Regions from separate parts of the Homo sapiens genome. Here region 1 is linked to region 2. The links are chromatin contacts, found by Hi-C or POLR2A ChIA-PET in ENCODE. All regions are on one chromosome and are shown on one strand. Each heading gives the region's core, a stretch centred on a gene start or an enhancer-like site at or near the end of the contact. The rest is flanking DNA. Distances are from core to core; before and after follow the strand shown.

Evidence for each region. Hi-C counts contacts between places; a loop is a spot of excess contacts on that map. ChIA-PET counts read pairs that join two places held with the same protein, here RNA polymerase II (POLR2A). Pooled maps may share reads with other maps.
Region 1: a loop to region 2 is called in a pooled map, with 2.0 times the contacts of the local background. The contact joins the enhancer-like site here to the promoter of MRTFB in region 2. A Hi-C loop is called at or near these places in 2 of 168 maps with a recorded cell type or tissue (Calu3 and astrocyte of the cerebellum) and 5 of 50 pooled maps. POLR2A ChIA-PET finds 5 or more read pairs at or near these places in 3 of 52 experiments (Panc1, WTC11 and activated CD8-positive, alpha-beta memory T cell).

What each region holds. Positions count from the first base shown.
Region 1 is chr16:14,153,944-14,157,264 of GRCh38, forward strand. The region is part of intron 3 of MRTFB (myocardin related transcription factor B); the gene reads left to right. Among named protein-coding and RNA genes, the nearest start is that of MRTFB, 84 kb to the left of the region's middle. Within about 2 kb of position 1,812, at least 2 of the 41 ENCODE cell types and tissues checked have a DNase peak (open chromatin) inside an H3K27ac peak, as active enhancers do.
Region 2 is chr16:14,069,730-14,072,924 of GRCh38, forward strand. MRTFB (myocardin related transcription factor B) reads left to right here and starts at 1,590. Exons shown (of 17, transcript NM_001308142.2): 1 at 1,590-1,636. RefSeq lists silencers at 1,365-1,834, 1,975-2,054.

The sequences.
Region 1 (3,321 bases), core at 562-3,061, 84 kb after region 2:
TATTAATAGCCCCTCTAAGTATCATGTGCTTACAACTACATGAAATATCTTTTTCTCATGCTTTTACCTTTAACCCATCTGCATCTTTATATTTAAAGTGAGTTTCTGGTTGGACATTGTGGCTCATGCCTGTAATTTCAACACTTTGGGAGGCCAAGGTGAGAAGATCGTTTGAACCCAGGAGTTCAAGATCAGCCTGGGCAATAAAGCTAGACCCTGTCTCTACAAAAAAATTTTAAAAATTAGCCAAGCATGATGACACACACCTGTAGTCCCTGCTACTTGCGGGGCTGAGGTGGGAGGATTGCTTGAGCCCAGGAGTTTGAGGCTACAGTGAGCTAGGATCACACTACTGCACTCTAGCCTGGTGACAGAGCGAGACTCATCTCCGTTTTTGAAAAATTTTTTAAATGTTAAGGATAAGCTTGCTGTTAAAGTAGAAATTAAAAAAGAAATTTTAAAAATAAAATGGATTTCTCATAGATAGCATAGAGCCGAATCTTTTTAAAATGTAGTCTGACAATCTCTTACAATTTTAATTGCAATATTTAGATCATTTACATTTAAGGTAATTATTGGTATATGTGGTATAATAGTTATCTATTGCTTTGTAGTGAATTTCTTTAAACCATAACAGCCAAATGCAGCATGCATTTATTATCTCACAGCTTCTGTGGGTCAGGAATTCAGGCATGTCTTAGCTGAGTACCTCTGCCTCAGAGTCTCTCAGGAGTCTGTAATCAGAGTGTCAGCCAAGGCCAGAGTTTCATCTGAAGGTTCAACTAGGGAAGGGTTCATGTCCAAGCTTACTTACTTTGCTTTTAGCAAGATTCAGTTCTTTTAGGACTGTTGGACTCAGAGCCTGAGTTCCTTGCTGACCATTGGCTGGAGGCCACCTGGGTCTCTCTGACATGACAGTTTTCTTTATGAAAGCCAGTAAGAGAGAAGTCTTCTGGCAAGACAGAGTGATAATCTCTTGTAGCATTCCTTAAACTTAACCATATTCGATTGATTAGAAGCAAATTACTCTAAGGGAGAGGATTATACAAGACCATAAATACTAGGAGGCAGGGATCCCTGGGACTACCCTAAAGGCTGCCCATCACAATTGAGTTCAAATCTATCATCCATCATCTTGCTCTATGTATATATATTTTTTTGTCTTATGTGTTCTGTCTCACTTCATTCTTCTTGTCTTACCTTGTTTAATTTTTTCCCATTTTACTTTATTTTTATTTTACAGTGCCTTATTAGATATACCTCTTTTTTTCAAGTATTCCCTGATCTTTTAAAATGCATATCTAATATGCTGTTAATCCCACCCAATAAAAGTTTATTATTTTCCTTTTACCTTTAGAAGTTTTATTTTGTTCTTTTTTTACTGTCCATGTTTCTCCATGTTATATTTATGTTTTAAATACTTGTATATAGTTATAGTAGCTGTTAATAGTTTCATTTATTTTCATCATTCTGGGTCTGTTTTTATTGATGAATTTTCCTCCTATTTAAGAGTTGCATTTTCCTGCTTCCTGGTGTAAGTAGTATAGTAATTTTTCATTGGATATAATTTTGTGAATGTTGCATTACTGAGTGGAATTTGTTTTTGTTGTCTTCAGTTAAAGAAAGTTGGGCTTTGGTTTGGTAGGCAGCTAAGTAACTTTTGGATCACCTTCAAGGCCTTTCTTAAATTTTTTAGGAAAGATCTAGGGTAGCATTCGTGCCAGGGAGACTCCCCTTAAAGGTATCTCTGCTGCATGCCCTGCTAAGTGCCCCAGGGAGGACATTTCACTCAGGCTGGTTGCAGTTCGAACGTTTCCCGACCTTGTATGCACTCTGGGAAGTATTTAGCTTATAGTCCCTGGTCATTTCTTGCCCAAACTTGTGAGATTTTACTCTGTGTACATACAGCTTAGCACTCAGCAAAGACTCCAGGGCACCATTAGGCAGGTTTCTGGAACTCTTTTTCAGCATAGATCCTGTTTTTCACAAATCTTCCCTGAAACTTCAGCTGCCTTAGCCTGCTTAAGCTCTCCTCTCATCTCTGTCTCCTCAGTTCAGCAAGCCTAACAAGCTCCTGTGTGATTTCTCCCTCCTCTTACCCACAGTCTAGAAATTGCCTCCAGGCAGAAAGTTAGGGCAATTATGGGCTCATCTCATTTGTTTCCCTCCTCTCAGGGGCCACAGCCCTGCATTACCTGTTTGCCAATGTGTGAAAGCAATTGTTTCATGTATTTTGCCCAGTTTTCTAGTTTCTTATGGCAGGAAGTTAAGTCCAATGATTGTTATTCCATCATGGCTGGAAAACGAGGGTCTGGAATTGGGATTTTCACATAGGACCTTTGCTTTTCCTGTGACACATGCTTCCTCTCAGTACATATGGATGAACTTTCTGACTAGGACTACAGTAGCAATATCAGTTTATTTTTGGACCCACCCAAACGCTCAGACCTTACTGGAAGTACCAAGTTGCTCTGCTTTTTGATCAGTGGATGAACGAAATTAAATTGTTGGTTAAAGACCAGGCTAATAGTTATGGTTGGTTCTCATGGCAAGTAGCTTTTCACTTTTGCTGTTGATACAGAATGGTCAGCAAGACTGTCATAGAAGATACCGTGCTAGGGCCTCTGGGATTGCTTGGAGATAATGGCATGGTCATTCCATTGGTTCAAGAAGTCATCTCTTTTTTTAAATTTGAAGCCTCAAGGAGGAAAGGTTTCACTGGTTGGCAGAATCCATTGTTCATTAATAAATAATTAATTGTGTATTATTTTCTCTTATAGAAATATTGAAATTTTAAAATATTCTCTTTTCCTCAGTATTTGAATTTGATTCAACTTGGCAAAAGATTCAGCCTTTAAAAGAGACAACTAAAGACTGTATTTTCCTTCTCACATGTATATTAAATGGGAACTTTCTTGTCAGGATAATCTAGGTTATAGTAAGAAAAAAAGCAAGGAATAATAGATCTATCACGGGTGCAGCTAACCATCCTTTTCACACCCTCCCATCATGCGTTCCTCCCATCAACCACTCCCCACTCCCCCATGCAAAGGAAAAGGTCTTGCAATGAAATATATCAAATTATTTTGGAAATTTACATGCATATAAACTATTTTCATCTCTTTTCTATAGTTTGCATTTTTCATAATGTGCACATAGTACTTTTATATCAATGAAGGTAGAAATCTTTTTTAAACAAATGTCATATAATAGGGAATATCAGAGTGACTTGGTAGCTCATGATTATATTGTGATATTGGGAGGATTCTACTTAGAGCTAATTGTCCAGTCAAATCTTCACAACATGTCATAGATTCTCAT
Region 2 (3,195 bases), core at 340-2,839:
ACTGGACCTCCTAAGGTGCTGGGATTACAGGAATGAGCAACCTTGCCCAGCCTACATCTATCTAGAACCTAGTAGCTGTGTTTCTCTGGAGAACCCTAATACAGGGTTGTTGGGAGGGCTAAATAAATTAATAAATAGACAGCACCTGGAGCAGGGCTCAGCACTTTGTAGCTGCCCAGCAGGTGTGATTTTCCTTCTTCACCCACTTCCTCCATCTGGTGAGTTGAGTGAGGTTGAAACATGCAAGGGCACCCACATGCTCTGGCCTGTACACAGCAATTGGTTCCGGGGAGAGTGGACAGGTTTGGAGCATGGGCAGGCCAGCACTTGCTGACATTGATGTGATTATCAGGTGGGCTGGGTAAGCCCATGCAGACGCTGTTGCAGGTGGAAGGCTACCTAGAACCTCCAGGGCTCCTGATCTTACAGCAGCCGGCCCAGATGAGCTAGCTCATGCTCGCTTGCTTGCAGAACAGGACCTACCTACAAGGTAGTGCTGGGCTCCGGACTCAGACCCAGGTTCAAATCCTATTTCACAATGGAAACAGGCTACTTTCTCCACCTCCAGGATTGCAAGAAGATTGGTATGACCTTGATATGCCCGCAATAAATGTTAGCCCTTCCTCTTTACAAACAATTATTATTTCATTAAGACTTACTCCTGGGAAGAAGTCACACTTTTCTGTGTGCTAACATCATGTACATTCTGATTCTCTGTCCTGTGTGCCATTCCATCATGCTCTCTACCAGCAAAACGCCACCAGTCTAAGGAGGAGACAGAACCGCATAAAAATAGTCACACAGTCTTCAGAGCTGCACAGGGAGTGGCACAGGGGCTTCACAGGCCTTGGGAAGTTTGTAAAGTGAGGGAGAAGCACTTTACTGTCGCCAGCTCCATTGAAAACAGATTGTAGCAAATGACTTCCCAGGAGCTCCTCCTCTCACCTTGGTGAATGTTGGGAGAGAATGAAGACTGCGGCTGAGAGGCAGCGCCTTGAGCCTTGAACGGAAAGAGGGACAGGGCCTGGGGGCTGTCACTGAGGTGCAGAAATGGGTTTTGGGCTGGGCATCAGACAACCCCAGATCCCAACACTGGCTCAGCCAATTCCTGGCTGTGTGACATGGAGCCATTACTGTACTTTCCTTGCCAGGCCTCCATTTTTCCTCTCTCTAGAATGGGGAGGCTGGTAATACCCACTTTGGAGGGCAGTGTGAGGACCGAAGGGGGCTGTTAAGTGCTCGGCGCGCAGCGAGCACTCAGGACGGGTGGCAGCGGTCACCTTTGTCGCCACCGTCCAAGCCTTTGCAGAGGCTCAGGGCCGAGCCCCGGACATGCGCATGCGCACGCGCACCCGGCCGGCCAGGTGAGAAGGAGGCGGCCGCCTCGCACCTGGGCTTTAACCCTTCCCAGTCACGGGAGTGGGCGGAGTGCACGCAGGGACGGAGTCGGGGGCGAGCAGCGAGAGAGGCCGGGCTTGACCCTTGAGGCGGGGTGGGCAGCGTCCGGGGAGCGCGCCGAGCCGCTTCTAGCCTGGGGTCCGCGCGCGCCGCGGGGAGGAGGGGGAGTGCCGAGGGGAGCGAAGTCTCGCGAGATCGCGCGGCGGCGGCGGGAGCGGCGGCGGCGGCGGCCGGGGAGGTGAGCGGCGGGCGGTGGCGGCCGTTGGGGGCTGAGGCCGGGTGAGAGCGGCCGAGACCGAGGGCTGGGTGGGGGAGCGGGCCTGGTGAACATCCCGCGTCCCAGGCAGCCATCCCTGTTCGTCCCCGCAGCAGCTGCGGCGCCGTTTGGTCCGCACCGTCCCCGGGACTCGCGCGGGGCGGGGCGGCCGGGGCCGCGGGCCGGTGCCTCCTTCAACCGGTCCTCGCGCCCGGGCGCGACCCCGGGGCCGCCTCAGTGTCCATCTCGACTGCAGAGTTGGCCCTGCTGACAGTGGCAGCGGCGTTTATGGAGCCTCTGCTGTGTGCCGGGCACTTAAGTTGCGCGCTTGCACGCCGGGGCTGCACAGAGAGGTGGAGCGCCCGGGCCAGAGCCACACTGCGAGGAGGCGGTGGGAGGGGACCGGGACCCCTGCGCCCCCTTCCTCTTCCCACCTCCCACTCCCCTCAGCCCTTTTCTCCTGGGGTCCCGACCAGGCTTCAGAGGGGGTGTCTGGGAGCGCCCTGAAGTTGGATGCAGCTTGGTATATGGGTTTCTTGGGAGAGAGTTTTTCCAGGGCTTTTGTCTCGTTCCTAAAAGGGTCCCCGATCCCCAAGTGGTCAAGAACCATTGTTTGGCCCTGCTTGGAAGCAGAGGTGGGCTGAGAGCAGCGGGCGTGTGCTGGTAGTGGGGTGTCAGGCCCAATGAAGTGGAATATTGGAGCCCAGGGCTTGCCTTAGGCAAAGGAAACTCTTCTCTAAAAGTTCGATTTTTGTTTCAGCACGCGATTCCACTCTTGGGAACAGTGGTTCTCAACCTCGTCAGAATCAAGGTCCCTTCTTCCCCTTTGCAGCAAACATGTATAAAGCCCTCTTTACTACCCTGAAATGAAATTCATAAACAATGTGACCTCCCTACACACATCCTTGAAAAGCAGTATGATGGTTTGATTGAAGCGTAAGGGCGAAATAGAGAACAGTATATGACAGATGTTGCTGTACCATTCACATCTAGGACATACTCTTGTGCTGGAAGACAGTATATACTGGGGTGCTTGTGCCAGCTTCTAATGAGTACATTTGTATTGGTTAAAAAAAATTAGGAGGAGCTATTTCAAACAAGAGCAAGCCTGGGCAATATAGCGAGATCCCACCTGTACAAAAAAAGAAAAAATTAGCGTGGTGTGGTGGCGCACACCTGTAGTCTCAGCTGCTTGGGAGGCTGAGGTGAGGGGATCTCTTGAGCCCAGGAGTTAAAGGCTGCAGTGAGCTGTGATTGCACCACTGCCCTCCAGCCTGGGCTACAGAGTGAGGCCGCTACTTCAGGGAAAGAGCAGAGATACAGACGGAGGTTGGGAAAAACACCTAGGTTGGCATAACCTGTTTCTTGCGAATTAAAGAGAGAAACAACCTAGATTGAACTAGGGATAACATGGCAAGACAAATAACAGACTGTCTCAATAAATACGTAAATATTAGCACAAGCCCTCCATGGATCCATATTTTTAAACTATATTGTAGAATTTTTTGTGTCACACACTCGAAGGGACAATACTGGCTTCC